Linked DNA regions of Homo sapiens: region 1 is linked to region 2. Evidence: read pairs that join two places in POLR2A ChIA-PET (ENCODE). Cell type or tissue: MCF 10A. All regions are shown on one strand. Links, peaks and the distances in the headings refer to the core of each region. The heading gives the core; the rest is flanking DNA.

Region 1 (17,049 bases), core at 7,598-10,097, 81 kb before region 2:
CATAATGTGTACAATTTTATGAGTTTTGACATATCTATACACTCATGAAACCATCACCACAATCAAGATGCTGAACACATGCATTATCCCCTCAAGAGTTTCTTCATGTTCCTGTGTAATCCATCCCCCATCGCCCTGCCTCCTCTCCATCCCCATTCACAGGCACCCACTGGTATGCTTTCTGTTGCCATAGATGATATTGCATTTTCTAGAATCTTATATGAAAGGAATAATACAATATGGACTCATTTTTACCTAACTTTTTCACTCAGCATAACTATTTTGAGGCTTATCCATGCATGCTGTTGCCTCATCCCTGCTTATTGTATTGCAGACTAGAAACTCATTGCATGAACATGATAAAAATTGTTTCTTCATTCACATGTTGATGGACATTTGGGTTGCTAACATTGGATATCATACCCTTTTTAACTTTAGTGGGTGTGAAGTGATATCTCACTGTAGTTTACATTTCCCTGATGACTAATGTTACTAGGCACTTTTTTGTGTACTTACTAGCCAAAGTGTTTACACCTTTTGCCCATTTTTTAATTCTCAATATTCTCAATATAAGTCCTTTGCCATATAGATACATAGATAATATTTTTCCCAGTCTGTGACTTGTCTTTCAAAGGGTCTCTTTTCTTTTCTTTTTTCTTTGTTGCTTTTCTTTTCTTTTTTTCTCTACATCTCAGCCGCAGCAAATCGTGCTCTGAGAGTTATTGAGTAAATCCCAGAATCCAAGCTCAACTGTTTATGCTATTATTTGAAAAAGAATAATTACTGTTCTGTGTTTCCACCAGTGAATATTTACACAATATCTCCCTGATGTCAAATAAAATACTGTTTAGCACAAAGGGCTTTTATTTCATTGTCATAAAGTTGTTGGCTTTATAATACAAGCATCTCAAAAGTAGTGACGTTGTTAAGCTGGAAGCCTGTGACTGATTTAAAGTTCATAAGTTATCAGCTGTAATTAATAAATTGAGCTCATTCTCCAAAAAACATTTTCAGAGACTATCAAAAAACAAAGACACTCTTAACTTGCAATATTTAATTTGAGGCTGCTACTGCGGCTTTTAGCTAAATTAGGCCTGTGTGAAAGCAATTCACTTCATTACCAGGGTCCTTCAAATTTTCCTCCACAATATCACTGATTTCATACTTGATTCACATAATTGTCCTTCAAAACTTAGGGCATGTCCAAAAAGTCCTTCCAAAAGCCAGCTAAAAGAATTTGCTCTCTGGCATCAATTGCAATAATACTCCTGTAGGGAGGGAATCAGAGGAGAGAGAGACCAAGATGAGAGGGAAGAACATTGTCCTCCAGAAACTGAGTTCTGTAAGGCAGAACAAGATGACACGGGGGGACTTTCAAAAACTCTCACAGTACAAGAATCCACTTCAATGAAAGATACAAATCCATTGGGCAGGACAATAATTGGAAGTGTAATATTAATATTAACTAGCATGCTTTATTCCCCCTTCAGTCTTCCTTAGCTGGTACTCACTGCTCACAGTTTAGGCATCTAAATGTAAAAATGCAAATAATGACAAAAGAATTAATCTCTTGGATTCTAAACCTTAAAAACCAAGGACTAGACAGACCTAAAGAATAAAATTAGTTTCTCCCTCCCAACTTTCACCTCCCCACCCATTGCTGCACTCTGACAAGATCATTCTTGGAGCTGATATTCTCAATTAAAGAAGAGTGAAGATCCATGATGACAGAATGCAGTCAATGATTTCAGATAGGATCCTAGATGAGAAAGAAAACATTCTAAGAAGGGCATTGCTAGGACAAGTGAAAATTGTTGTATATGTATGTATATTGGTAATAGCATTGCATCGATACTAAATCCCCAAATTTGATAAGGTAGAAAAATGCTTTATTCTATGGAGACAAATGATGAAGTATTTCAGGGTGAAATGTCATGATGTAGGTAACTAACTCCATTGATAAAGGGAAAAAAGAGAGAGAGAGGATAGAGAGAAACAAAGCAAATGAGACAAAATCATAACCATTGCTGTATCTATATAAAAGGTATACAAATGTTCATTATATTAGTCTTACAACTTTTGTGAAGGTTGTAAGACTTTTTGAGGTTTTTCAAAGCTAAACACACTTTTTATATGGGAGACAAGAGAATCAGAAAGAAAAACTAAATAGTGAGATGCTTGTCGGGGACTCTCAGCAAAGGAGATAGTGTTTGATAGTGTTTGTTGCAAAAGGAAAAGTACATGCCAGAGTATGTTTGGGAAAACGATGGTAGAGGGAATTTGTACCCCACTTCTCACCTGGATTCTTGGGAGGCAGCAACCTTGCACAGAGGAATAAGGTAAAGAGGGCTGCATGGGATGTTGAGGGCCAAGAGGGCTGAGGGCAGCCAACCACATCACCCAAGGCTTTGCATCATTTCCCAAACTGCAGAGGAATTAGTGAATGGCTGACAGTGGGCTTCTCTCCCTGACGCCATGATGCTACCTGCCATTCCAGGAAGAAGGGTAGAGAGAAAAAAATGCTCAAACTACTGAGTTTAATCTGGAAAGACTGATCTCACCCACAACTGACTAATTTGATTCCACTCCACTAAATTTATTCCACAGAATGGGGGCTCTGGATTGATATGAAGTTCAGTGCTTAAGAAAAAAAAAGGGAGTATTACATTTTTTATATACCCGTGTTTCTGCGGCATGAGAGTCTATACTCACAGCAATATTTTCTAGCAAACACATATTGTTTGGAGAGTAGTAATTTATTCTCTACTTTGAACACTGGTAATTTAATCTGTATTCTCTTCCCAGGGATCCCCTGTGATCAGCATTAATGGACTGGGGCGAGAACAGAGAAGGTGACTTCACATTTATGAATATCAAATAATGAGGGCTCAGCTTTTTGCCTTCCAGCAGTCAAGTTCTTCTTCTGGGAAGTGCCTCTCTGTCGGGGTAACAAACATTTTTAAGTTGACTGATACATTTTAAAAGTAGTATGTAGAAAGGCTTTCTAAAATCAAAATCCAATTTTAGTGATTACATAGTTGTTTCCTTAAGCTCAGGCAAGGCACTTTGTATACTCATAGAATTTTGGAAGAATTTTACAGTTATAATTGTCAGCTTAAATTGTGTTTGAATGTCAGTCCTCTTTTAAAGAAAGAAAAGACAAGAAATATTCCTTCTACTTTGTGTCATTAAGCTGGATTTTTACTTGGCAGCACTCAAGGTGGGGATTTTGCAACATTAAGATAACAATCTCTTCTCTGTAGATTTTTAGTACCCCAGGGATTCAAAGATCAAGTTGCTTAGAGACCCCATGGAATTTGCAGAAAAAGCAAACTCTAATCTTGACATCTGTAATTAATGTTTTTATCTTACTCCTAAAGTTTAGTTTGCTGGCAGCTTAGCTGCTCTTTGGAGCGGAATAAGGCTCTTTCTACACCACGTCCCACATGACTTTCTATCCTGAGAGTGGGGTGGGGAGCTCTGGGGCTCTCTATGGGCTCTTTTCTCTTGGGCTCAGTGTCAAGCTCTTCTTCTAGTTATGTAGTGGTTGCATATATGCCTAGGTTTCCTTCCAATCAATCGTGCTGCAGGTTTCCTAAGCTAGGCTAATGCTTGCCTTGTTTCCAGTGCATTTTATATTGGGCTCACCGACCAATACATATGCATGCGTAGAGCACAGGATCAATTGTAGGTTGTGAAAATATCTGTATAACATATTACTCAGTGAAATGTGAAAATATCTGTATAACATATTACTCAGTGAAATGTGAAAATATCTATAAAATTCTGGTACAATTTAAATATATATCTTTTTCTCAGTAAACAAGACCACTGGCCACTCAGGCAAAAACAAATTAACCTGAGCTGTATATGTACATAAACACACACACATACATGCACATGGGCAAATATGAATTTGTGATTGAGGCATGTGCCAATTCTAATCGCTCCCACATTTTTTTACATAATTATATTGTAACTCTTTGGACTAAGGTGCACAAGTGCTTGTCTGACATACCAATGAAAATGAAGAGAGGTAATCTATCATCCCTCCCACCCTTAAAAGACAACGTAGTCACCTAAGTAGCCAAAGTTGTCACAGAGAATATCATGATCATCTTTTGTGCATTCCACAAACATTTATGGAACTTCTAGTCTGGGGCCTGACATCTTCACTCAGAATGCTACAGCAAGCAAGACAAAGTGGGTCCTGCTACCTCTCAAGTGCTAGAGGGGAGAGAGACAATGAGCAAAGAACAGAATCGATAAAACAATCACCAGATGATGGTAAAAGCCAAGAAGAAACTAAAATAGGTGATGTCATAGAGCGACTGTGGGACTGCATCAGATTGAGAGATCAGGGAATGTGCCAATGAAGGTAACTTATGAGCTGAGACCTGAATCACCAGTGTTTAGGATATAGCTCTATGGTCTAATTTTTCAGGTCATTTTATGATGTGGCTCCTTCATGCACATTTAAATGAAGTGATTAGAATACACACCTGGTGGATAGGGTTCTATATTATACCCTCAGCTACCTCCCACTTCCTTTTTAAGCTTCATTCTAAAATGACATTTTAAAAATGTAAGTGGCAAAGCTAGACCCATTAGCTATAAGTGATATAGAAATCCCAAAAAGATGTTCCAGCAGGGATTGAGCTGGCCTTTTAGACAAAAATAATGAGGTCATTGCTTTGTTGACTGCCATCGACTTGCATATCTCAGCCTCTATCAGTGACCAAAATCATCCAACAAAATGACTCCTTAAGTGCTTATGATGAAGAACAGCTACCAGAACACCCAGGCAAGCATTCTTACACTCATATCTTCTGTGAATCCATCAGCCAGCAGTTCCCATGCTCAGGGTAAGGAGCAGACATATTTCTTGTCAGTAAGTTTATCTATTGAGATGCTGTGGAATGTTCTTATCCATCATCTTGTACATCATATACCATAACTCTTATGGCTTATGACTTGTAGACAACACAAATAGCCACCTGAAGGTGTCCTCATGCAAAATTTTGCTGTTGAGAAAATAACCACTAGTCTTATAACCCTGTGGCAATCCTTTATTCTCCCTAAATACTAATTTTTGCATGTCAAAAAAAGTTAAACAGATGAACTCTAAATTTGAATTTTAGTCTTTTAGATTTCCTAAAAATGATTCAAACAATATTTCCTTGCAAGGGAAGATATAAAACATTTGCTTGAATTCAAGAAAGAGTAATATCTGAGCATTTTGAGCACTGTATCCATTGGGCATATGCATGGCTGCAACTAATGAGAAAGTAAACAGTGGCTTCAACAAATAAGGCTTTATTTTTCTCTCGTAACAAGCAGCCTGGAGGTAGACTTTAGCTGGCTTTTGCTCAGCAGCATCACAATGTTAGGGTCAGCATATCCCTTGCCTATTCCTTGCCTATCCCTTGATCTTTCCCTTATCTTGTCACCTCAAGTTCACAAACTGGCTGCCGCAACTGCAAAAATCATATCCTCATGACTGACTGAAGAGCTGGAAGATTAGTAGAGGCAGGAGGAGTGCCATCCAGGTTTATCTTTCTATATGGGGAAAAAAAAAAGTATTTTATAGAAGCTCCTGCAGCAGCCAACTCCTTTGGTTTCATGTGTCATATGACCAACTCTAGGTCCAAAGTGCCTATGACTTTGCTTCTCCAGCCTGAATTGTGGAAATCCCAGTCTTTTCTATGGTTTTTGGGTCAGCCAAGAAACCATGTCTACCACAATAATTTCTGTATTATATCTTCATATCCCTACACATCTCCTTCATTACACCTCCCAGGATAGTTATCTAGGTAGGGTTTGACTAAAATACGGACATAGAGCCAACATTAAACTATTGAGTAACTGAGATTTTTGAAGGCACTGGCTTATAGGAAATGTTAGCAGGAAAAACCAGTACCAACTGAGTCAAACAGGAAAGACTGCCTCAATGTTTGCCAAAATACATTAAGGCTAGCAGTTGGCTGATTTTCAAAAAATATATTTTCTAATTGTAAAAGAAATATAAGCTTATTTAACAAGAATTTTTGATTGTAGGGAATCATAAAAAGAAAGTGAAAGTCATCTAAAAGTAACTCCCTACATATTTGGTATATTCCCTTCAAAACATTTTTTGTAAGCGTTCTGCACATTTTCTTCCTTTCTCCACTCTGTTCTTTCCGTAACTATGCTAAGTTCTTCTGAAATCTGCTTTCATCTACCGAATATATCCTCGTTCCCTCTGCATATGGTTGCTGTGTTATATCCCATTATGAAGTATCATTGTTAAGAACACAGATCACCCCAGACCATCTGGGTGTCACCCCTAACGTGACCACTTATCAGCTGCATAACTTCTTTGTGGTTCAATTTTGTCATATTTAAGATGAGATAATAATACTATCTATGTACAGGATTGTTGTGCAAATTAAGCTAGTTAATCCTTGTAATGCACTTAGTAGAGTGACAGGCAAATAATAGAGCTCTATAAATGTCAGCCAGTTTTATTGTATGGAAATATGTCAACTAATTTTATTAATCTTGAATTGGTAGATATTCAAATTATCTTAAAATATTTGATTTGATAAATGGCCCATCCATTAATATCCTTGAAAATACATCTTGTCAAATAATGTCCTAAGGATACATTCCCTCAAATATAATTGTTGGGCCAAAGGATATCCACACTTTAAATTTTGACAATTAATTTCAAGCTGCTCTTTAGAAAGCTTGTTCAAAGCCATGTAGGAATTGCCTGTTTTTGGGTAAAGGAAGGTCTATTTTCCCATTCTAGACATTAATTTTTGCCAAACCAGCAGTGAGAATTCTCATTACTCTTTTAATTCACGTTTCTTTAATATGTAAAAAGGTTTAAAATTTTCTAAGTGTTTTTTAATCATTCATATATACATTGAGATGGAGTTTGGTTCTTGTGGCCCAGGCTGGAGTGCAACGGTGTGGTCTCGGCTCACTGCAACTTCCGCCTCCCGGATTCAAGTGATTCTCCTGCCTCAGCCTCCTGAGTAGCTGGGATTACAGGCATGCACCACCACGCCTGGCTAATTTTTTTGTATTTTTAGTAGAGACGGGGTTTCACCATGTTGGCCAGGCTGGTCTCGAACTCCTGACCTCAGGTGATCCACCCGCCTCAACTTCCCAAAGTGCTGGGATTACACACGTGAGCCACTGCACCCAGCCAATCATTCATATTTTTAATGAATCATTTGATTGTGTCCTTAGAGGCTTAATGGATTTTTTGTTGTAGGGGTCAGGTGACTTATATGCCCTTTAAATTAAAGAGTCCAACAGCAAAAGGGAGTCTGACAATATTCCAAACATTTCTTTTTGCATTCTCAATGACTGCTACCAAATTTTTCTCAGTTTGAAAGAAATAGCTGGTTAAGAGGAATTTTCAGCCTTTGTGAGATGTGCATCTGTTTAGAAAAGTCTATGAAAAGGGAATAGTAAAAAGATGTGGGGAAAAAAAACAGAAGAAAGCTATTTTAAATGAGAATGAGTTACTGAGTTATCTATTTGATCATTTTTTATTTTGATTATATTCGACTTATTATTTTGACATGCCCTGAATTGTCAAGGAGAAAAAATGAGACTACTGTTTTGCTAAGTATTCCTGGTATGCATCTTTGTGGGGGTATGAATCACATAAGTCAACTTTTCAACTTTCCTAGGACCACTTGCCTCAGCATCACTCAAAGAGCTTAAATATCCAATTCTGGAATTTAATCCTCCAGACACTAAAGATGAGTCTTTAAAGATATATCCCAGATAGCTCCATCTTGTAAAGGCCCTTTCTAGGAGATTCTTACATGCACAAATTTTGAAAAAAAAACTTTGGAAAATACCCATTTAGTACCTTCAGTTCATTCGATTGTTCATCCATTTGTTCAAAGAGTAATTAAAATAATTACTGAGCACCTACAATGTGCCAGCCACTGTTCTGGAGATGGAACAGTGAATTAAGCCCATGGTCTAATAGGGCTTACATTATAATGAAGGAAGTCAAACAACAACAAAAACATGCATTGTTATGCAAGGTGGTAAGTGCTATTACAAAGACTAAAGCAAAGTAAGAGGAAAGACAGTGATGTGGGGTGGGTACTACTGTAGGTTTATTAATAATCTATGACTTTCATTTGTCTCTTTTTTTGAACAATAAAGTTACTTTAATATCAATCTTAGAGGCATTCCAACTTCTCAGTTCACCTGAGTTTGGGGCTGCCTCTCTTGTCCTCAACATATTCTTGCTTCCTTCCACCTTCACCTATTCCTGGAGACCTCTGGCCCTATGGGGTATTAGCAAGGTATAGACTCAGTGGCCAAAGGGCTAGCCTTCTCCATCAATAGGACCATGAACAAACTAATGTGTGGTAAATAAAGAGCCTAGACAGCAATCAAGCAGTGATAAAATATGAACCAAGGCAATATTTACAGCCTACCTATGCCAATAAATTATCAACTGAAATCTTCAAGAAGCACACAGGCCAAGACATGGTGGAAGGATCCAGCACATTGGACAGCGCCAGTAGCATGGTAAGGTACAGCTGCGGAGGTCCTGCTGGCAGCTGCCAACTAACTTCCTGAGCATTATATTGCTCAATGCTTGGGTTAAATGAAGGTCAAGGGGTGGGAGGTGGAAGAATGAACCCAGAGCTTCAAAAGACCCTGAACCAAATCTGGTTAAACCAAGCACTGCTCAAGGAGGTTTTAGACCCTAAACCTAAAATGCAGCCAGAAACCCATACCAACAGTTACTCCTCTTTCAGAAGTAGCTGCAACAGCAACAGCAATGGAAATAAATATCTGGCAAACAGATTATTTGGCAGTTAGAGTTGAGTATGCAATTTTGGGTATACAAGTAGAGGTCTGCTCAAGTAAGACCAGAGTTTATTCTCCTCCTTCTCCTTCCCTTTCCTCCCCTCCTCCTCCCACTCCCTCTCCTCCTCCTCTTCCTCTTCTACTTCCTTGTTTCTTCTTCTTCCCTTCTTCTTCTCCTCCTCCTACTTCTTCCTTCTTTCTTCTTCTTTCCTCTTTCTTCTTCTCCTCCTCCTACTTCCTCTTCCTTCTCCTTCTTCCTCTTCATCTTCTTCTGCTTTCTTCATCCTCCTCCCTCTCTTCTTCTCCTTTTTTTTTTAAGAGACGGTCTTGCTCTGTGGCCCAGGCTGGAGTACATGGAGTGCAGTGCCACAATCATAGCTCACTGCAGCCTTGAACTCCTGGACCCAAGCAATCCTCCTGCCTCAGCCTCCTAAGTAGCCGGGACTACAGGCATGCACCACCACACCCAGCCAATTAAAAAATTTTCTTTTAAGGAAAGGGGTCTTGCTATGTTGCCCAGGCTGGTCTTGAACCCCTGGGCTCAAGTGATCCTCCCACCTAAGCCTCCCAAGTAGCTGGGATTATAGGCTTGAGCCACAGCACCCAGTAGAGTTTCTTAACTGGTATCCATGCACTGGCTAGTCCATAAACCCTATGATATAAGCAAGCCTCTCTCTCTCTCTCTCTCTCTCTCTCTCTCTCTCTCACACACACACACACACACACACACAATCTATAGGTAGATAGAGATCTGTGTGTGCGTGTGTGTGTGTGTGTGTGTGTGTGTAGCAAGGGGGCTGTGTACATGTACATTATTTTTTCTGGGAAGAATTCTTATAGATTTCATCAGATTCTCAAAGGAGACTGTAACCCAGTAAAGCTTAGGAACTATCATCTTAGACCAAGGATCAGTATCCTTTAGAACTTGAGCTGGAATATATAATTCAGCCACAGAAGGCTCTTGGTTAGAATGAATGTCATGGAATACTACTTCCACACAAACCCCAGCTACTGACACTCACCCTCAGGGTTATAAAATGTCTCATGCCTTGTGAGTTCAGTCCTTTGGACAGGAAGCTAAAAGTTTCATGTTCGTTATATATAAAGATCCAGGTTAGGGATTTTAAAAAACACATTACTATGTTAGCTAGCTGTCACTGCACGGTAAACCACTCAAAATTTAGTGGTGTTATTTACTTATGAATTGGTAATGTCAGCAACATGGATTAGGTTCAGCTAGACGATTCTTTTGCCTAGGAATTACAAGGCATGGGTTTAGAATCCCACATTATTTTTGCCACATTCATTAGTCAAGGTGCATTACAAGGCCAACCCAGATTCAAAGTTGTTGAGAAACAGACTACTTCCTCATGGGATGAGCTGCAAAGTCACACTGCAAAGGGGCTGCTCATGGAAGAATCACTGCGGTCATCTTGAAAACAATCTTCCACAGCTACATGCTGAAGAATTCATAGTTAAAATAATGTTATCTGTGATTTGCTTGAAAACATCCCAGAAACAAAAACTGGTGGGAAAATAATTGAAAGAAAAATGGCAAAAAGTGATCATTGTTGAAGCTTGATGATGGGCACATGAGGGTTATTTACATTAGTCTTTTTACTTTTGCATGCATTTGTAATTTTTTAAATTAAAAGGTTAAAATTAAATTAACAAAACACATGCTCTCTATGAATCCTTGTAACAATTATCTTTTCCCCTTTTACATGTGTGGACAGTGAATAGGGGGCAGTCATGTGACTGGTCATTTCTAAGGTCACTCATAGAATAATAGCTAATATTTACTGAAGACATAAAATGCACCAGCGCCTTCCCAACATTGTACATCATATCTCATTTAGTCCTCACGATACTACGCATCAGGTAGTATTATTGTCTCCATTCCTAAGATAAGAAACACCAGAAAGCTGACCAAGTTTACAAAATAAGTAGTGAAAGCCTGATTTGGATCCAAGAAATGTGGCTTCAAAGCCTCCACCCTATGAGGAGCAAAGCTGAGATTAGAATCAAGCTCTGTATGGCTCCAGCAGCAGGACCTCCCACTCCACGGTGCTAGGCTGGGACTTTCAGAGCTGGTGCTTCCCACGTCATTTTCCTTCGCTATACTGCCTGTCTGAATTTCCCTTCCCAAATTTGCACATTGCACATTAATACTGCACACTCAGTAGGGATCTGACTAAGTGGCCCACTTAGGGGCCCACTTAGTGGCTCACTTAGTCAGTAGGGATCTGACTAAGTGGCCCACAGCCCACTTCCCATAGGTGGAACACCTCTATTTTCTTCTACTAAATATATAATATATCTGTAAGTGCTTTATAAACTGTAAGGTAATTTGAAAGGTTCACTTGTTCTACAAATTAAGTAGCATTTTAAATGAACAACTAGTTGAAAAATTATTTTTAAGACTCTCCAAAGAAGTTAAATCTTGTGGTAAAGCTCTCCTTTGGAATTGTCCTTACCAACATCTGCAAGTGCAAGCGCGTTTTCGTTCAGGGTGAGAATTGTAGGTGAGAATCATCATTGTAGGAGGAAAAGCAAGAAGATTCATGAAGTGGGAGTTTGGGCTATCAAAGTTTGTTTCCAGGAATGACCTAAGAAGAACCAACTGGGAGCAGCTTGGGATTTTTCATTTACTCTTCCTTCAGAGTGAAGATACTCTGTGCTACTCCTAAATGCTCTCCTGTCTATGTGTTAGAGCCTCAGCCACTCCAGCCTGAGGCTGTAGCTTGTCACTCCCGACTCTGAGGAAGTAAGAGAGACAATGTACCAAAATACTCAGCAGGAAAATCAGAGTGGAGGGATTTCACTCCCATGTTATACGAAATAGCACTAGGCATTGCCTGAAAGGATCCTTTGTCCAACCCCATCAGCAGCAACACCACATCCCAACTGCAACGGAGAGGTCTATAGATGCAGAGTCGAAGTGTGTGCGTGTGTGTGTGTGTGGGTGTGTGTGTGTGAATGGATTCATGACTTATTTAGAAACATACCAAAACTTAAAAAGAGAACGTTTGCTCTAAGAGTTAGTTACTGATACAAAGCAAAGTGACAGAATATTTTATTGAGATTCAGAATAAAAATCGTTCTTCCGGGGTCCTATGTATCTTTTTGTAAGATAGGCTTGTGTTCCTTCCATAATAAAGGGAAAGTAAGTAAAATGGTGTCTTCCACACGTACAAGACTTGTCAACAGTCTTCTCCCAAGCATCCCAGCTGTCCAGAGGACATTAAAGGACTGAAGACATTAATTGATTGATAACATGGAGCTATGCAGTGCTTTCCAATGCTTCATCTTTCTAAGAAATCAAAATTAAGGAGCATGAGAAAGCAGAATCAGCTAATTACAAAACTTAACATTATATAAAAATATAGAAGGAGAGATAGAGAGAGAGAAAGAAGAGAAAAAAAGAAGAAGAGAGATAGAGAAGCAACCTTCTTACAGACAAGCTCCTTAATCACTCAGGTTTCAAACTCAGTCAATTACAATCACACACACAAAACAGTCAAATATTTAATAAAAACACAGTTGAAACTTGACCTCAAATACTTGTAGGTGCATTGTATGTATCAGGTTTCCCAGAAACAGGAGTCATAAAAACACATTATTTATCAAGAAGTATTTTCTCTCGCCATCCAAGTAAACTCTTGCCCTGGAAACCACACAGCTGTCGCCTTTGGGAAAGAGGTTGGATTGCGGGTGCTAACTTTCCTATCTTTAAGTTCCTTCAAACCAGGCAAAGGTAAATCAAAATTTGAATTCTCTTTAGCTTTCAGAATTTCAGAGAAACCAAAAGTCTATACCAGAATATCAGCCAGATACTATGAAGGGATCATAGTTGAGAGAGTTGGAACTGCTGAGTTTTTAATTTTAAAGTTGGTGCTACTCAGCCTGGAATGCACTCTAGGTCACAGCTCTCAGCACATGCCCCCTTGCAATCACAGCCGCCAGACATTTTTCTCTCACTGTGGGAAACTGTCGAATCGTTTTTCTTTGCGTGTGCATATTTAAGTCACGGGAAATGGTCTTTATATCCCACTCATAGGAATGAATGAGGTGTGAGAACATTTTAATTTCATAAAAATGTTTCATGTCTTTATCAGACTGGATTTGCTTTTGTTTCTTTTGCATAGCTGCTTAAAAATTCCAGTAATTCTAAAAGTGATGTGGATTCATTATGGGAAATGTGTACATACAGATAATAAAAGCAAAGAAGCAGAGGAAGCCATCTAAAGACATGCAAAGACAACTACTGTTAGCATTGCCTGTCGTCTGGAAGCCTTTCTTAAAATATAAATTTTTCATTATTAAGGGTCATCTTCATATTTTCAAGAAAAGTGCCTTTGAAATAATTTAGAATTTCATCACAATTCTGATACTTATAATTATAGAATTATGACATTATAATTTTCACTGTAAATAATGCTTATTGTAATAAACAATAAAGAACAATGAAAACTAAGAAATAAACCTAAACCAGTATCTATGTAATTACAGGCAATTAAGGGTAATTAAAATATAATTGGCCTTGGTTAAAGTCGAAAGAGATATCATTTGGGCCCCAGCTCTGACACTAACCCATAGTGTGATCAAGAATAAATTACTTGACTGGATGCGGTGGCTCATGCCTGTAATCCCAGCACTTTGGGAGAACGAGGCAGGTGGATCACTTGAGGTCAGAAGTTCAAGACCAGCCTGGCCAACATTGTGAAACACTGTCTCTACTTAAAATACAAAAATTAGCCAGGCGTGGCGGCGGGCACCTGCAATCCCAACTACTCAGGAGGCTGAAGCAGGAGAATCTCTTGAACCCAAGAGGCAGAGGTTGCAGTGACCCAAGATCATACCACTGCACTCCAGCCTGGGTGGCAGAGCAAGACTCTGTCTCAAAAAAAAAAAAAAAAAGAATAAATCACTTTACCTCTATTAAGTTCAGTTTTATCTGCAGAATGAAGTGGCCAGATTTTATTCCTAAGGTCCCTTCTAGCGTTAAAGTTGTCTGATATCAGTTGAAGCAGAGTCAACAGTTAAGCACCTCTTTGCTATATTTTACCTGTATAGGCAATCACTTCTAAATATTCAAATTACTAATTTTATTTTTCCTTCTAGATGAGCTTATCCAGATGATACTTTAATTCTTCATCAGTAAGAACACAAAGAAGTAAACCAACTTAAGAGTTATTATGTTAGTCATAAATTTATTCATATGCTAAGCAGACTAAATTGAAATATGACAAAAATGACTTTTAGAGCTACCACACAAATTTTTCCTCAAGCAGAGTATCAGATAGTCTATTGCAATATTAAGAACTTCATTTGTATAAAGGAGAAGAATCCTATAATCAGATTGGAGGACATTGGAGTGATAATATAATTGAATCTTGCCTCATGGCATGGATGGCAAATTCAAATGCATACAGGAATCATACACACAGGTAATATAAATGTCTTCTTATATCTGGCCCTTTTGAGAAAAGCCGATGATAAAGTGACAGGCCTTGGTGAACTGGAAAAAGCATACCCAGTATAAGATCCAAGGAACTGGTGGATTGTTGACATGAGGAGTATGGACACAAAATAGCCAAATCTGATTTTTCAAAATACACTGGAAATCCACATTGTGTGTGTGTGTATGTGTGTGTGTGTGTGTGTGTGTGTGTGTGTGTGTGTGTGTAAATTCCCAAGTTTCCAGCTTTAAATCAAATATTTTTTTTTTCTTCTGCACTGTGTGTGGGCCAAACAGCACAATGGTGGGCCACTAATTTGCAAACCTACAACTTATACTGAAAAACTGACTTCTTCCATTTTCTGGAAGAAGAGAGACAGAGAAGCAACCTTCTTACAGACAACCTCCTTAATCACATAGACATGCAACTGAAACACCAAACAGTGGAAGACCAAACCAATCATCTGTGGAGGGGAAGAGTAAACCTATATTGTAATAAAACAACCACAACATTTATGCCTAAGGAGATAAATTTTGAATATATTTTCTCCAAATAGCTAGTGATGATTGGATTGTTTTACCCACAGGCAAATAAACTTGCAATTCTTTGCTTTTCAGAGTTGACATCCTACAAATACAAACTAACCATTTTTAAATGAACTTGGTAAAAAGCCTTATTATCAATGTATGTAATTTCCTTTAATTAAGGTTGGGCAATAAAATTATCCCAAAGCCTCTGACCAAGTCCCCATCCTCGTCCAGCCACAGTGAGAAAGGAGGAACAATGCTAACAAAGATATTCCACTGCTGTGCTAATGCATCCAACACTAGCACACTTTTCCCTCCTTCTTGTTCCTATAAAAACATCTGTGCAAAGTGGGCCCAGCTGGCTTGCAAATATGTTCCAAGATGCAGACCAGTTTCCAGCCCCTTTGTATCACCCTTTGTCTTGTCTCCTTTCTGCCAGTGCGCATTTCTCTCTTAAGTAGCTAATGCTTAGTGAAAAAAATCAATGTTAACAGGTTAAAAGTTAATGTGCTTCACCTGTTTCACCTCCGTCCATTAGTAAACTTGGACCAGCAAAGGGGGATTTGACATATTACCTGTTTGCCTATCTCCTCCACGGGGGAAATTATGAGGGGTTCTCAAGAGTTATTCATCAAAACGTCAGGCTCCAATTTGGTAAAATCATTATAACACCTGCTTTCTGGGAATTATCGTGAAATCTCACTCCTTTTCCCTTTGTAGAGAACCTGCTGTTGGCTAAGAAATACACCCACCCACGACTTTTATTTACAGTTCAAAGTCTATTTGGGATGGTAGGAAGGAAGGAAATTTCAGGAATCAGCTAGTAGTGAACAGTCCTTAGAGACTGAGGCAGAAAAGCATCCAGACTGCTTGGGAAGCCTCCTGAGATTAGGGGGTTCTTACAACACTGCAAAGGACTTCCAAAGTTTCCATTAGTTCAGACTCACTGAGTTATGAGAGCAGTTCCACCTGGAAACTATCTCAATTTCAGCCAAGGCAGCAAGCATTTGATATTCAGATAGATTAAGAAGAATAACGTGTAAAAAAAAAATGTGAAGGGGGTTGGGGAATATGGGAGCAAGTCTGAGGCACTTGAAATCATCAAAAAAGTTCAAAGTGGCAAAATAGTGATCCCTTAGAGAGTACAGAGCTGGGGTTCCTGGAACCAAAACCTATACTCAGATTCAGGTCTTCACCTTTATCCACATCCTAGTTCTTGCACAGTAAACCTCCTCGGTCTTCTTGGCTCACTGGGGGATTTTAGAAGTATTTTAATTCCCATACTGCTGGTGGCTCTTTATTTACCACCTTCACAGCAAGAAAGTAAGTGCTAAAAGGCCACAAACCCTGAAGTTTCAAGGGATGGTGCTCGCCTCAACCCGAATTCAGCTGCTGACTTTCCCAAGAATAAGCCATGCTCTCCCACCTTTAGTGTTGCCAGATGTAGCAAATAAAATTGCAAGGTGCGAGTTAAATTTGAGTTTCCAATAATAGTAAATAATTTTTATTATAATCCCAAATATCACATAGGCATACTTATACTAAAAATATCCATTTAGTTGAAATCAAATTTAACTGGGTATCCTGTATTTTATCAGGTAACCCTGCTATGAACAGATTCAGAAAGATGGTTGGACTTTACAGCCTAGTGCATTGAAGAAGAAAATTCATTCAACAAAGCTAGTGAAGGGGAATTTTTAAAATGTATGAAGCTCTTAACTGCCAGAAAAATGCCAAAAGATCCACCTTATGTGCCTCTTTATGTGATCGGCTAGTCCAGAGATTCTACACCCTGGCTGCACGCTAGTCACTAGGGAAAGCTGAATGTTTCTGATGAGTGCACCCTTCCCTAGACCTAATGAATCAGAATGGAATTTTTTAAAGATGCTCCCTAATTCTAAAGAGCAGTCAGGTTAAGATGCACTGAGCTAAAGAGGCAATGAAGAAAAGCTGAAGTGTGGTAGAGAATGTATGACTATTTCAACTCAAGGTTCCTAAACTTTGCTGCAGATTGGATTCACCCAAGGTTTTTGAAAATCACTGACACCTGGCACCTACCCCAGACATTTCGGTTTAATTAGTGCTAGGTACAGCCTGGGCATCAGGATTTGTGAAAGTTCCTCAGGCTTTTCTAATACAGAACAAAGTGTGGAAAACACTGTGTGACCCTAATATACCTCTGTTTCTTAAGAAGAGAGCAGCTCTAATTACTTTCGTGGGAGTAG
Region 2 (16,069 bases), core at 6,485-8,984:
TCTGTTCCAGGTGTCTCCCCCAGCTGCCAGTGGTTTGCTGGCAATCCTCGGCATTCCTTGGCTTACAAAAGCGTTGCCTTGATCGCTGCCTCCAACTTCACGTGGTATTCTCATTGTGTGCGTGTCTGTCTCCGCATTTCTCCTTTTAAAAAGGACATCCAGTCATATTAGATTAGGGCCCACCCTAGTGACTTCAGTTAAATGTGATTACCTCTGTAAAGACTGTCTCCAAATAAGATCACATTCTGAGGTACTGGGAGTTGAGACTCCAACGTCTCTTTTTTTGGAGGGGGAGGGCACAATTCAAACCATAACAGGCTCTGCAGAAGCAGAGAAGGGATCTTTTTCACAGCTTGGTTGGGGAATATGGAGGAATCCATAACCAGCTCGTGGTTCAGGGATGTGGGTGATGCTGTCGCAGCCCAGGACCCTGGACAGAGCTGATCCATGCACACTGACAGATTTGGCGTGGGCAATGTGTGCTGGTGTCATTTGCACATGGATTTTTGTTGAAGGGAACAAAATCTAGTCAAACCAGTTCAACGAAAATGTGTGTGGTGTGTATCTGTGGGAGAGCAGGGAGAAGTGGTGTATTTTAGGGTCAGAGGAATCACATGGAAATCCAGGAAACAGGAGGAGCCAGGCCTCGGAAAGGGCTTGAACTGAGGCAACCCTGGAAACCTCTGCCTCTCCTCTCATGGCTTCTCAGCTTCTCTGAGCATGCCAACTGTGGTCTCCTTTCTCTCCCCACCACCTCCCTCTGATTGCATTGTTCCTTCGTAACTGATACTCTAATACCACAGTGGTGGCCCCAGCATGCAACCCACCCATCTCTGCACAACCTTGCAGTTCAAGCATCCACTGAATCTTCTCTGTGTTTATTTGTTCAAAGTCCCAACAGAAGAGAGTGGTAGCTTGATTTCCCTTTGTAAGAAAGACAACCCAAGTCAGAGTTCATTGCCAGCCTAATAATGGGCCTCACTCTGGTGAGGGTGCTGCCCCTGGCAGGTCTAATTCTCTGTGACTATGAGGTGGGGTCACATGGCTTGCTACTCCTCTAGCAGGAGCCATGGGTGGGGACTGATTCTTTGAGTTGGAAGCATGAGTGGAAACTGCATCCCAAACATACCCAGGAGCAGAACTTCACTACAGAGGGACCAATTATACTGCTTTTATTGCCAAATGCAACAGTTGAAAGGATAGAGAGCATCACTCACTCATTAACTTGTCCATTTGTTCACTCATTCATTCTTCATTAACTTCTTAAATATTTGTTGGGTGTGTGTGCCAGGCATTATGCTAGTCACTGAGATTACTAGAATTAGGCCAATATGGCCCCTATCCTTCTGGAGCCTGTAGTCTAATAGGGAAGATGAAAAAGAATTTCATGAATAAATCAGTAACCATATAATTACAAATTGTGATATGTGCTGTTTTAATATGAGTGAGAATATTAGGAATGGTCTTGAATTAGATGATGTGAGAAGGCCTCTCAGGAGCAATGGGGAAAAGAATCCCAAAGCCAATGCTTGGAGGGATATTAATACATGCATCTTTGCTACAGTGGCTGACTGTACCTTTGGATTGGTCCCCAGAAATTAGTCTGGTGAAACAAAAATACATGGATTAGACATCTAATTCCTTCCTGCCACCAATTCTTAGGTGCCGGGGCTTCCTACTTTCAGATGCTTCAGCAATTTGGGTCTGTTTAGGAGTGCCTGCTGGGCTGGCTGTTTGAGTTCATGTAAGGAGATTGTCCTAATCCGTAGTTATATGGGCACCTCATTAGGCAGTGGACATCTTGCCCCTGACCATAATGTTTGCATTTGAATGAGCCTTGAAGACAGATTGTGTTTTCTAAGCTCTGCTTCCTCCTGAGATCAGCATCCTATTGCTGCTGTCTTTTGAGAGATGAAATGTAGTCACCATACTGCTCCGCTAATTTCTGGACCTTTGGATTTGTTTTTTTTTTCAATAGTCAATTACACATGGGTGCCACAGTCTGTGCTCTGCAGCATATGTTCTGCAAATGGGGAATGACAGTGCTTATCACCACGCAACTCCAGAGGAGTCTGGGCGGAGACACCACAAATGTTCCCTTTAATAGGCACTTTCTCCTTTCTTCCCCCTTCCCTTAATTGGTGTGAATTGAAAAACAGTCAGGCTGAGTTTGTGAGCTGCTTAAGTCTTATTCTGTTGTTAGTTCTCCTTGGAGAAAGTCATTCCTTGTCTCCCTGCACCCCACCAGGTCAGCTTCTGCTTTGGTTTAAAGTCATGGTGGCAGAAACTGAGGCTGGAGAAAGTATGACCGCCAATGTGGACACTTTCCAGAGCCCTCTCCGTTCATCACTCTAGGGCAGTGGTCTGCAACCTTTTCAGCACCAGGGCTGGTTTGGTGGAAGACAATTTTTCCACAGACTGATGGGGAGGTGGGGCGGGGCGGGAGGGATGGTTTCGGGATGAAGCTGTTCCACTTCAGATCATGAGGCATTAATTAGATTCTCATAAGGAGCATACAACCCAGATCCCTCGCGTGTGCAGGTCACAATAGGGTTCCTGCTCCTGTGAGAATCGAATGCCCCTGCTGATCTGACAGGAGGCAGAGCTCAGGCTAATGCTGGATTGCCTGCTGCTCACCTCCTGCTCTGCAGCCCGGTTCCTAACAGGCCACCAACCAGTACCGGTCGGTGGCCTGGGGAGTTGGGGACCCCTGTTCTAGGGCACTCAGTTCCCCTGACTGCACACGGCCCCTTGGATCACAGCCTAAGCTAAGATGATGGTTGGAGACATAGGTGGACAGTATGACGTGCACACTGTCACGGCACAGGGTCTGAATGGGGTAATAGGCATTTGTTTGGTTGAATTAAATGGTGCAATGCCAGGCCTAGAGACACCCTGACTGACATGGTGGGCTGCAGCAGCAGGGCCATCCCAGTGTCAGCTGAACCTTGAGGGTTTGCCTGGAAAGTGGGTTTTTGCTGCTGGCTTCCCTGGCGGTGGCAGTCAGGGAAGGACCCTTCTAAGTAGAACGAATAGCCAATATAAAGAGGAGGAAGCCTCTCTGATGTGTGGGAGGCCAGTGTGGCTGCAGTAGAGTAAGCAAGATGCAAAGCAGTAAGGAATGGATTCTCTGAGAGAGGTCATAGGGAGCAGTGCCTCGTAGGTATTGTGAGGTCCTTGGCTTTTACTCTGAATGGGGGAGGGGGACATTGCAGGATTTGGAGTAGAATTGTAGGACGACCTGTCTTAAGTTTTAAGAGGATTGAACATAGCAGTTTTATGGTGCATTAATCAGGGGGAATTAAATGTGGAAGGAGAGGGACCAGTTAGGCAGCAACAGTGATAACTCAGGCCAAGAGATGGCGGTGGCTTGCAGCAGGAGGGAGCAGTGGAGACAGTGAGATATGCTTAGATTCGGGATGTATGTGTTGTAGGTCAAGCAAATGGGGTTTTCCTCTTGGAATGGATGTGGGTATGAGAAGGAGAGAGGAGCCAGTGGTGACTCCGAGGTTTCTGGTCTGAATAGCTAGAAGAATGAGGGCTGCATCGAGGCCTTCCCTAGTGAAAACCTTGATCTAAGTAGTCATCGACATTGGCATAAATCATGCCATTGCCTTACCTTTTGTACCACGGTACTTTTTTTTTTTTTTTTAATTTTACTGACAGTTCTGGGATACAAGTGCAGAACATGCAGGTTTGTTACGTAGGTATACATGTGCCATGGTGGTTTGCTGCACCTATCTTCCCGTCATCTAGGTTTTAAGCCCCATATGCATTAGCTATTTGTCCTAATGCTCTCCCTTCCTTGCAACTCCCCCACCCCCTGACAGGCCCCAGTGTGTGATGTTTCTCTCCCCGTGGCCATATGTTCTCATTGTTCAACTCCCACTTATGAGTGAGAACAGGCAGTGTTTGGTTTTCTGTTCCTGTGTTAGTTTGCTGAGAATGATGGCTTCCAGCTTTATCCCTGTCCCTGCAAAGGACATGATCTCATTTCTTTTTATGGCTGCATAGTATTCCATGGTATATATGTTGACATTTTCTTTATCCAATCTATCATTGATGGGCATTTGGGTTGGTTCCAAGTGTTTGTTGTTGTAAATAGTGCTGCGATAAACATACGTGTGCATATGTCTTTATAGTAGAATGATTTCTATTCCTTTGGGTATATACCTAGTAATGGGATTGCTGGGCCAAATGGTATTTCTCGTTCTAGATCCTTGAGGAATTGTTTTCCACAATAGTTGAACTAATTTACATTCCCACCAACAGTGTAAAAGTATTCTTATTTCTCCACAGCCTCACCAGCATCTATAGTTTCTTGACTTTTTAGTAATCGCCATTCTGACTGGCATGAGATGGTATCTCATTGTGCATTTCTCAGATGATCAGTGGTGTTGAGCGTTTTTTCATGTTTGTTGGCCACATAAATGTCTTCTTTCTAGAAGTGTCTGTTTATATCCTTTGTCCACATTTTGATGGGGTTGTTTGTTTCTTGTAAATTTGTTTAAGTTTCTTATAGATTCTGGATATTAGCCCTTTGTCAGATGAGTAGATTGCAAAAATTTTCTCCCATTCTGTAGGTTGCCTGTTCACTTTGATGATAGTTTCTTTTGCTGTGCAGAAACTCTTCAGTTTAATTAGATCCCATTTGTTAATTTTGGTTTTTGCTGCAATTGCTTTTGGTGTTTTTGTCATGAAGTCTTTGCCCATGCATATGTCCTGATTGGTATTGCCTAGGTTTTCTTCTAGGGTTTTAAATTTTTATTTATTTATTTTTTTGAGACAGAGTCTCACTCTGTCTCCCTGGCTGGAGTGCAGCGGAGCAATCTCGGCTCACTGCAAGCTCCACCTCCTGGGTTCACGCCATTCTCCTGCCTCAGCCTCCCGAGTAGCTGGGACTACACAGGAGCCCACCACCACGCCCGGCTAATTTTTTGTATTTTTAGTAGAGACGGGGTTTCACCGTGTTAGCCAGGAAGGTCTCGATCTCCTGACCTCATGATCCGCCCATCTCAGCCTCCCAAAGTGCTGGGATTACAGGCATGAGCCACCACGCCCAGCCTCTTCTAGGGTTTTTATGGTTTGGGATTTTACATTTAAGTTTGTAATCCATCTTGAGTTAATTTTCGTGTAAGATATAAGGAAGGGGTCCAGTTTCAGTTTTCCACATATGGCTGGCCAGTTTTCCCAGCACCATTTATTAAATAGGAGATCCTTATTCCATTGCTTCTTTTTGTCAGGTTTGTCGAAGATCAGGTGGTTGTAGATGCGTGGTGTTATTTCTGAGGTCTCTGTTCTGTTCCATTGGTCTATATATCTGTTTGAGTACCAGTCCCATAGCATGGTACATTTACAAAGCCCTTGTGTCATCATGTTTAGCCCTCACAGACACCCTAAGAAAAATAACTTCTGTCTTCATTTTGCAGGTGAGGAAACTGAGGCATAGATCTTTGAGGTCTCTCTGAAAATTCCCTCTATTTTATGGAAGTTGCCCCTTTTCACCTTGTCTTTTAGTTAGGTAACTGCATGTCATCTTCCCCACTAGCTGGTACATTGTTGGAGGGCAGAGCTGTATGGAGGGTTAACTTTGAGTCCATTCAGCATCACTGCAATAGCAGGAACGTGGTAGGTCAGAGAAACTAATCATTATTGTAGCATAGGTCCCATTGAGAATCCTGTGACCGCTAGAAACACACTTCTTCCCATTAAAATATGCACATGTGCAGTTCTGCATTGTAATGTCGCCAAAACTCATTCATGGAAGCCAGTTAAGGTCCCTGGCAAAATGTGCTTATTTTACTCTGTAACTATTTAGTAAACAAATACAATAGGTATAGCCAAAGCATTCTGCCTAAGGTTTGAATTCTTGAAGCCAGGAGCTTGTCAAGAGTCGGAAAACAATTCTTACAGTCTGTTCAGATCAATTAAGTTCAGTAAGCCTGTCCTGAGTGATGGTCCTTAGCTGGGTGTTTGGGCCCAGAGATGAATAAAACAGTTCGGGAAGCTTACAGTCCAGTCATAACCTCTCTTTCTGTATGAGGCAGCAGAGAGCACCATTATTAGTACTAATGTCCCCATTGGACAGGTTGGGGGCAGTGCCCCCTTTGCTTCATGTTACTAGAGCTGCCATCATCCCCTTCATACTTCCTTGCAGCCTCATGTTGAATGATCTGGGCACCTCTGTAGAATGCAAGCTCTATGATGGCAGGGCCATGTCTGTTGTTCTTCTTCAGCACAGAGCAGGTGCTCAGCGGCTGCTGATTGGATGGATGAAGAGGTGGATTCATAGGTGGATGGATAGTTGTTGATTAGATGGATGGGTGGGTAGATGGATGATAGATGGGTGAGTGGATGCATGGATGGGTGGGTGGGTAGATGAGTGGAGGGGGAGGAGGATGGGTAAAGGGTAAGAGTTGGAGGTTTTAAAATTTTCTGGTGGCCTTATAGGATTCAGATGGACTGAGTTGCCCCATCTTGCCTTTATCTTCCCACCTCATCCATTTCCCTGTCAGGAGGCGAGGTCCTGTGAGAGCACAGCACAGCAATAAATAGAGTACTCTTGAACTCGTCTCCAAACAGTGGACTCCTGCAGATGGTCACTCTACCAAGCTCACCAGTTCTCCCTGGGACTCCATTAAGATGGCCCTGCCATTCATCCCTCACACATCAAGCTGGTTTCCCCCCTCTCTTCCCTGCTGTCACACCCTCTCCCCACCTCCTTGGGGGCTCTCAGTCCAGTTCTTCCCCTTGCCAGTCTCTGCCCCTCCCTCTCCCTCCAGTCTCACTTCCTTAGTGGGGCCTCTTTTTCCCTCTGAGAGTCCACAGCTGCTGTGACTTGCAGTTTAGCCTTTCACTTCTGAAGACAGCTCTTTGTTTCTTGTGTGTTTATTTTGTCTCTTCGACTAGATTTCACAGAAGCTCAGGAGAGCAGGAGCCACCCCCTTTCACCCCACTTTTCTAGCTGCAGGATCCTGCAGAGTGCCAGACGCTCTCTGCATTTGGGGCTGGAGGGCTGATTTGATTGATTTCACCATAAACTCTCTTCCAACTCTGTAGTGTGTGTGTGCATGTGTGAGTGCAAGAGTGTGTGAGAATGTGTGTGTGAATGTGCCTATAGGAGTACTAGAATGGAGAGAGTGAAATCCAGCATGATGTTTCAGAGCAGGGTTTATCAACCTTGTCACTATTGACATTGTGGGCCAGGAAAATCTTTGTTATGGGGCTGTCCTGTGCACTGTAGGATGTTTAGCAGCATCTCTGGCCTCTAGTCACTAGAGGCTAGTAGCACTGACACCCCCGACTCCCCTCCCCCAGGTTGGGACAAGAAAAATGTCTCCAGACATCAACAAATGTCTCTTCTAGTGGGGCAAATTCGCTCCCAGTTGAGATCACTGTTTGAGAGAATTCACTGGAATCCTAACTTTCGTCTTGTCGGCTGGGCATGTCACTGGCTCGCTAAAAACTGTGCGCTACAATATGCAGCCCATAAGGTTGTTATCATGATCCAGCAAGAGGCCTAAAGCACCTGGCACAGTGCTGGGACCAAATGCATCTCCACTCGTGAGAGGCGATGTGAGTGTGGTGCATGGCTGAGAGAGTGTGCTCCGGAGCCAGCCTGTCTGGGGTGAAATCCTCACTTGGCCCCTTCTTTGCTGTGTTCACCCCAGGATGTTTACTTGATCTTGCACTACCTCAGTTTCCTCATCTGTAAAACAGAGACGATAATAATCACACCCACCCCAAGAACTGCAGATTCACGATGAAATGGGTGGCTGTGCGTAAAGCCCTTGGAATAGTGTCTGGTATGCAGGAAGTGTTTGGCAGAGGTTAGCTGTTCTTCTGCTCTCTGCTCTCTCCTGGTGGGTGGAGGAACACCTCCTCCTTCTAGGTTCCCTCTGGCTGTAATTCTTCTGCCTCATTTGCTGCTGACTAGCGCCCGCCCGGGTTTGAGCTCTGGGGTGGCTGCCAGAGGCTTCTGCTGGGTCATCGCAGTCACCCTCGTGGATGCAATGTCAGGATGCTGCCTCAGTGCGGAGGCTGTCAACACCTGTCCAGAGACTTCAGGCACACTGCTTACGCATTTCGATGAGCGCATTTCACTTGAATCCACCAAAGTGGACCTGCTGCTAGTTCTATTTCCCCCTGGAGTGGAGACTCTCCAAAGTGAGCTTCGGGCAATTACATTCTTTCTCCATTATTGCTTTTGTTCCTCTTACACAGCCACTTGTCCAAACTCTATTAACACTTGGTGTTGGCTGAAGCTTGTGTTTTCAAACATGTCAGCAGATGGCAGGGCCCCAGATGAGGTACGAATCCATCTTGAAGGGTCACAGGGCACTCGATGGCTGCAATCAAAATTGGCAGCCAAGACGTGTCTTTTGAAGCAATCTTGATAAATGCAAGAAAGAATATAGCCAGAAGAAGGGACATAGCTGCCCTTCATGTTCATTCACATCCCTTCCGTCCAATGAGCATTTCTTAAAAGTTCAATAAACATTGATTGCACTTCTACTGTGGGCCAGGCGCTAGGAATTCAGTGGTCAACAAGATAGGCTCAGTCTCCATCCTTACTGAGGCTGGATGTAACGAGGATATAAACAAGCCCAGTGTATGTGTAATAGAGTGTGATGCCTGGTGAGGAAGCAGGGACTCTGGACTCCACTCTAGGTTTGAATCCGCTTTCTGCCACTTTCTGTGTGGCTATGAGCAAGTTCCTTAACATCTCTTTGAGTTTCTTGTATGTTACAGGAAGAGTAATAACTTGAGGTTACTATGAAGATTAAATGGGCTGATACAAGTAAAGTGCTAGGGATTTTTTTTTCTTTCTTTTTTTTTTTGCCGGCGTCTTGCTCTGTCACCCGGGCTGGAGTGCAGTGGTGTAATCTCGGCTGACTGCAACCTCTGCCTCCCAGGTTCAAGCAATTCTCCTGCCTCAGTCCCCCGAGTAGCTGGGACTACAGGTGTACCCCACCACACTTGGTTAATTTTTGTATTTTTAGTACAGTCGGGGTTTCACCATGTTGGCCAGGCTGGTCTCAAACTCCTGACCTCAAGTGATCCACCTGCCTCCCCTAGTGTTGGGATTACAGGCGTGAGCCGCCGCACCTGGCAGTGCTGGGGATTTTGTCTGTCTTATCTATCACTGTGACTATAGTACTCAGAGCAATATCTAGCACCCAGTAGGTACTACATACTGTGTCTACAGTAGTTAGGACAGTATCTAGCACACACTAGATGTTCACATGGATATCTGTTGAAAACACCATGGAGTATATACTTGGCATTTAAAATGTGCTCTAAATATTTACCATTTTCTTAGGAAACAGGGTGTGCAGTAGTTAGAATTTAGACTCCGAGATCTATCTATATATCTTATTAGGTGGAGAAGTTGTTTACCCACCCCTTCCTCAGTTTCCTTATATATAAATCAAAGAGAAACATTGAACTTATCTCCTAAAATTGCACAAAGCACAGAGACCCTTCTTTAGTTGTTTTTGTGAGCCACTGTGCTAGAACAATGGTGTTTACTTTCACCTTAGCTCCCTCTATTTGAACTCCTGATGAATAGAGTACTTCAATATGTTTAGGTGGAATTGGTAGCTAATCAGTGGATTCGATTTCCAGGGTTGCTAGAAGTTCCATCTGCCTCAAAATAGCAGTCCGGTGGCTTGCCAACCTGGGATTTCCAATGTGAGTCCTTGCTGGAGTCAGTGACCCAAGATGGCTCCATACTTGGGAACATCCCTTTGATCCTTGGCCATAAATGCTTTGTTCTGGGTGGGCTTGTCAGGATACCAGTTTCTGTTTTGGTTCCTATGTATGGTGCTTTGGTACAAGGAGAGGTCAAGTCTTTCCTAGGGAATGTGTCAGTATTCCCCAGGGCTTGGCGACCTGGCACGATGGGGAAGCTGGAATGAGTATTTGCGGGAATGGCCGAGGGCCTGAGGGCTGTGGGTAGGCTTCCCTGATTTGTCTATCTTTTGTGGACAGGCACTGGGCAGGGTGGAGCAGGCTATGATTTCTTCCTCTTGTTTTTCTGCCTTTTTCATCCCTTGTTCAAAAGTTGAGAGTGGTTAGGCCCATCTTAGACTGGTCAGAAGCAAACTGAAGGACAGAGATAAGCCATCAAACGTAGCAGAGGGGAATTCTGGCTTGGAGCTTCCTGTTAGTCATCTAGAAGACTAAACAGAATTGGGTATTCATAGGCAAAGCCACTTCCTTTGTCAGTCATGTCTGCTTTTCTTCAAATGGAGCCTTAAGAGGCCCTTATGCAAAGGCAGAAATAGATTTATAAATTAAGTGCCAAAGTCAGTTACTTTCATTTTTGTAATCAGTGAGTACTTGGAATGAATACGGATCTTCACTTTGAATACCCAGTTTCAAGATCTGTCCAGGACATCTTAAGCCAATCTACTGGCACCTTCTCACCTGACATTGCTGGGCAGAGGATGAGGGAAGATTCCCGAGGAAAGCAGGGAGGAGCTGGTCACGGAGTAACACACGGTCCTGCCCCACCTCCACATATCTGATGGACACCCCTGATTTGCTCGTGCTCCAGAGACTAACACACATTGTGCCTGGTTTTCTTCTGTTGGAAGCCTCAGTTGCTTCCACCATCCTGTCCAGTTCTACTGCCAAGTCCTCAGGCAGACCACTTGGGCTGAAAGAGCAGGGAGCAGAGTCTACCCAGTGAGGACACCAGCAAACTGGAGTATGTCCAAGCAACAGCAGCCTATGAGGGGAAGGGGGTTGAAATCAGGCCAAGTGCGGAGGGAATGAAGAAACAGGCTGCGTTTATGCAGGAGGAGAGAAGCCTCAGCATCCCCCGAGGGCCCTCTCTAGATTTGCTTTTGGACAAAGGATTAATTTGATTAAGTGTTGGTCGACAGAGCAGTTGGTTGCAAAGTGCAGGAAAGGAGATTTAAAGGCTACACAAAGCTCTGGAGGAGTGAGCCTTGTTCAGGAGATAATATAATGCTAATAAAAAGAAAAGTGACTACATTTACTGAGCACTTACTATAGCTGGACATTAAGTCAAGTCGTGTATGGGCATTAATTTCAGCTGAGCCTCCCAGGAACCCAGTAAGGTAGGGACCATTATTTCTTGCATTCTACAGTCAGAGGAACTGAGGCTTAGGGAGATTCAGCCACTTGCTCAAGCAGGCTGCCCCTGGCTCCTACAGTGCCTTTGTGTGGATTACAAAAAGATATCCTTCCTCTGGTGGGCACAGTGCCAGGGCAGGGTGCAAGCCTTGGCAAGCAGATCGCAGGTTGGGTGCCAGCCTTCACTGCTCTCTTGGCTGGGTGGCCTTGTGCAGGGCACAGCCTGGGCAGTTGTACACTGCAGCCCTAGGCTTGAGGCCAGAGCCAGGAAAAGACAGAACTGGCCTCAAAAGCCACATCTGTCTGACTCCAGAGACAACTAGCTCTTAACTCCTAAGCTTTATCATCTCTCAGGATGGAGACTTCATCTCTCTGAATGCACACAAAAGGGAGGTTAGGGATATGGGGCACACCTGGGAGTAGAGGGGACAGCCTGTGCTCCGTTCCACTGAAGCATCCTAAAAACCCTGCGAGATAGGTACTGTTAACATCCCCATTGTAAGAAAGTGAGGCAGAGAGGTGAAGTCACTTGCCCAAGATCACACAGTAGTGAGTGGCAGAGCTGGGGTTCCTTCTGAACCACTCTGGTCTTTTAATGTGGTTTAGGCAGACGTGTTGGGGTGATTGGACCAGGGGAAGGAGGAAGGAGGGAAGAGAGAGGGAAGGAAGGGAAGGAGATAAGTGGGAAGAGGCAGAGATGAATGAGAGTTAGAGACTGGCGGTGGTCTCTGTGATGCAAAAGAATCTGCACAGAACCCAGTGGCATTTCACCCAGCTTCTGCATAGGGGTTAGACACAGAGCAGCATTGGCTATTTAGACCCTGGTCACTTAATGGATCAGCCTACGGTCCGTATCCTCAAAGGTAAAAGGAGGTAATTATGAAGAGGTGTACCTGTAGAGTAGAGGAGTAGGAAAGAGCATGGGCCTGTACTCCCAGTTCCAGCATTGTATGACCTTGGGCAAGGCAAGTAACCTCTCTCTGTCTGAGTTTCTGTATCTGAAATTTGGAAATAATAAGACTTCTCACTTGCAAGGAGTGTTGTGAGAATTAAAGGAGTAAATGCACATGGAGAACTTAGAATCATGTCTGGGATATAAGTGATTGCTACACATTCGTTCTTATTAGGATCCACACTGATAAGCCACTTCCAGAAAAGTGGGGCCTGCCTACGTTTAGTTCCTCTTTAGGAATAATAACCTTTTTACAGTGGTATCTTCTTATCTTAGCTCCCCACCCAACATTGTGGGGTGGGTAAGAGTGGCACAATAATGCCTACTTTAAAAGTGGGGAAACGGATTCAGAGGGAAAGTGAGTCTGTTTTGTAGCTGTCACCAGCTAGAGCGGGTTTGGAGGAGTCTGGAGACGTAGCTACTGCCTGTTGTGTGGGCAGCAGCAGGGCCAAGGGCGTCATGAAGGACTGGAGCTCACACCGGGGCCTTCCTCCTGGTAAATCTCCTACACAGGTTCCTTCCCTTGCGTAGCCCTCTCCATTGTCCCAATGGTGCTGTGCTGGTCGGGGAGGAGCATGGGCCCAGCTCAGCTGGCCCTGCCTGCAGGAAGCCTCCTGTGGCCCCCATGCATGGCTCCAGCATGTTATCTCCTGTGCTCTCAAAGCACCTGTACCTCCTGAGCCCAGACCATCCATCAGGTCATTGCAGGTGGACCTGTCAGCTTCTCCCATTAGAATACAAGGCCCTGGCTGTCTAATTCTACCATTTGGTTACTGGTTATGGAGCATTACAACATGGCAGGCTCTTCACACACTGGGACTGTCTTTCTTTCTCATAATAATTTGCCATAGATCCCTGGGGTGCCTGAGCTGGGACTCAACCCCAGGCCTGGCTGAAGGAGGGGCTCAGGGTCTCAGAGGCCACAGCTGCCTGGCTCTCCTGCTATCCTGCTCACCAGTGCATCTCTCCTACCTGGTATAGCACCTCACCACACTTCAGGTGCTTAGTATGCAGTTGTTTCTTTTTAATTGTAGCAAAACATGCATAACAAATGATGTAACATTTTAACTGCCTGGTGTACAGTAAGAGGACAGTCCATAGTAAATAGCAGCCTCCTTGTCACTCAGGCTCAATGCAGGGCCTGTGTTGAGGAAAGGTCAACTTTGGTTAATAGAAGGTCTTGGGAGCCAGGCTGAGTCTGAAATAACTCTTGTGGCAGGCAATAGGTTTCTGTGTTGGTTTTGTTTAGCCCAGGTGGGCTGCGTGGGCATGGGATGGACTTGAGGCAGGGAAAGCAGGAAGGAGCAGAGACTAATGAGATCTAGAGGTCTCACCTAGCTGTCTTTCTTTCTGTTTCACAGCCATATACAACTTCCAAGGCAGCGGAGCCCCCCAGCTCTCCCTGCAGATCGGCGATGTGGTGCGAATACAGGAGACGTGTGGAGGTGAGTCACTGGCCCACGCCCCAAGTGCTGGACCCTTGGCTGATGGAAGCCTATAGTACACCCAGGCCCCTCAGCGCTGTCTCTGAACCTGCAACTGTGTGGTCTATTTAAAAACGTTTTGGTAACGCTAGTAATTAGAATTTACTAAACAGAAATGCTTTCTCATTTTAGGAATGTATGTTTCATAGCAAAAGCCTAACTGGGTGGTTCGATGTTTGTTATGCTCTCCATTTGCTTCAGCCATGGGGCTATTCAGCCTGTGACTCTTCCTAGATACAGTTCTTTATTAGTATTAATATCACGATAAAGGGAAATAAGCATCATTAGGGTTTGGAAGGGTCCCATAAATCACACCTCTAATTCCAGGAGAGCCGATGTGCACAGTTGTGTTGTTTGTTTACTGCATGAAGGCACCCAGCCCAGGGAGCAGGAGCTCACTCCCCTCCCCAAGCTGGGAGCCCTGTCTTGGGCAATGTGGTGGCATCTCTTTCTTTCTCCTACAAAGATGCCATTGCCTTGTGAAGCCAGGTGTCTACTGGGCTGCGTCCACCCATGGTGGTGTGCTTGTAGGGAGTGCTTTTTAAAATTTGCACAAAGATGAATGGCCTTGGACTCATAAGTCAGGCAGTTGGAAATCAACATGTCATTGATAAACTTGATATTGGGAGCATGGCTTGGGCATGAGAACCAAATGAGCTGCTGATCTGTTACCTGCAGTCAGGCAGGCTCCCACCCCTCACTGGCCCAACTGGCCTACCACAGTTCCCTCCTACCTGGGCCTGCTGATACCTCCTGCTGCATGGAGGGCACAGAGCCTGGGCTTCCTGTGTCTCGGCAGAGTGGTAGAGGAAGAAGAGAGAGTGTATTGAGCACATAGGCCTGTTCTGCCCCCAGTGAATCCATTAGAGGAGGCCCTGGGGAGGGAGTGACGGTCAGGGAGGAGGCAGGTGTGCCACTGTGAAGGAGTCCTTTCATGGGGAAAGGCGGTCACCTGCAGGAGTAGCCATCTTTGGTCCTTTCCACAAAATAGACACTGTGCTAAGTTCTTTATAACACATGATCCTAGTCACTCCTCACCACAACCCACAGGACAGGCAGTGTCATTTCCAGTGCTGGATTAGCTACATGCAACCTCTTAGGCAACAGAGCCCCTAGCTGGGTCTGCAGATTTGTACAAGGATGCTTGTGTAAACACATACACACACACAGACACACACAAAGACACACACAAACATACATATGTACATATATACACATATGCATACCTGTGCATGTAGATACAACCAAAAAACATACAGAAAACCATTTTGTGGGCAAATAATTTGAAATTTGATATGTCAAGACAACTTTAAAAGGGGTCATGGGGGAAATGAGAACTTTGTTCATCTTCCTTATATTTATTTTATGCTTTAGTATTATTTTTACTTGGGGTTGTAGATGAGGGGATACCGTACACTTTTCAGTGTCCAGGGCCTGCAAAGTTCACACTCCGGCCCTGTTGAAACCTTTTACGCAAGGAGTGGACAAGGCTGGAGGAGAGGGGTGGAGACGCTGTCCTAGAGAATTGAATTGGGTCTGTGATTCCACGCACGCTGCCCCCTGCTCACAGCATAACCCTATCTTTTACAAATCTAGTTCTGCCCAGTGGCAGATAAGCAAACTGTAGGTGACTACCAAAGGCAAAGAATGAAAATAAAAACAGCAGCAACTCTCCTCAGTGCCTCTTTCATGCTACTGGATGCTAATCCTGAGAAACAGGCACGAGACCTCACATTTGCAGATGAGGAAATGGAGGCAGTGAAATGACTCATCTAAGGTTGCACAGTGAGCTAGTGGATTTTTTTTTTTTTTTTTAAGACGGACTCTTGCTTTTGTCTCCCAAGCTGGAGTGCAGTGATGCGATCTCGGCTCACTGCAGCCTCCGCCTCCCAGATTCAACTGATTCTTGCGCCTCAGCCTCATTCGTAGCTGGGATTACCAGCATGTGCCACCACGCCTGTATTTTCAATAGAGACGGGGTTTCGCCATGTTGGCCAGGCTGGTCTCAAACACCTGGCCCTAGGTGATTCGTGCACCTCGGCCTCCCAAAGTGCTGGGATGACAGGGGTGAGCCACCGCACCTGGCCCCAGTGGCTCTTTTCTGATAGCCAAGCCCACACTCTTTCCTCCACCCATGCCTGCCAAAACAATGACAAGGCCTTGGTCATTATTTTCTGTGTCCTACATTGTGAAATCCAGATGAGTATTTTTCTCTTCGTTGTATGCAGTTTCCCTGAATAGAAAGCTTGAGGGAATAAACCTCCCACACAGGCTGCCATAGTCAGAGCCTTGCCAGTACCTTTCCCTGGCCTGGTGCCCTGACCTTTACGAAGGCTACTCTGGTGGACTCAAGCCACCTTTATTCATCTCTGGGACACCTTTATCCTTTCTTTGGTTCTGGTTTTCCATTTCTAATTCAATTAGTCTTATTTTAATGTATCTTTGTAAATTAGTCACAATAACTTGCTGGAAAAAGCTGGATATATTCATTGGTAAATGGCTAATAATTTATTAATTATTTGAAAAG

The links. ChIA-PET counts read pairs that join two places held together with the same protein. Peaks named below come from ENCODE experiments on the same cell type or tissue, not always from the same donor. Only the 100,000 strongest peaks of a DNase experiment are listed, where the experiment ranks them.
Region 1: POLR2A ChIA-PET joins it to region 2 with 5 read pairs; 2 of 35 experiments call an interaction of 5 or more read pairs at or near these places.

The regions. Positions count from the first base shown.
Region 1 is chr5:169,558,734-169,575,782 of GRCh38, forward strand. All of the region lies in intron 2 of LOC105377714 (a long non-coding RNA gene), which reads right to left. It overlaps LOC105377715 (a long non-coding RNA gene), which reads left to right. Exons shown (of 4, transcript XR_941204.3): 4 at 2,806-2,989. Among named protein-coding and RNA genes, the nearest start is that of SPDL1, 17 kb to the right of the region's middle. In MCF 10A, for the core only: no CTCF peak of the experiment used is centred there; a DNase peak (open chromatin) is centred at 8,548.
Region 2 is chr5:169,640,984-169,657,052 of GRCh38, forward strand. It overlaps DOCK2 (dedicator of cytokinesis 2), which reads left to right. Exons shown (of 52, transcript NM_004946.3): 2 at 13,420-13,503. Among named protein-coding and RNA genes, the nearest start is that of DOCK2, 12 kb to the left of the region's middle. RefSeq lists a silencer at 9,104-9,163 and enhancers at 15,394-15,443, 15,744-15,793, 15,824-15,873. In MCF 10A, for the core only: no CTCF peak of the experiment used is centred there; no DNase peak of the experiment used is centred there.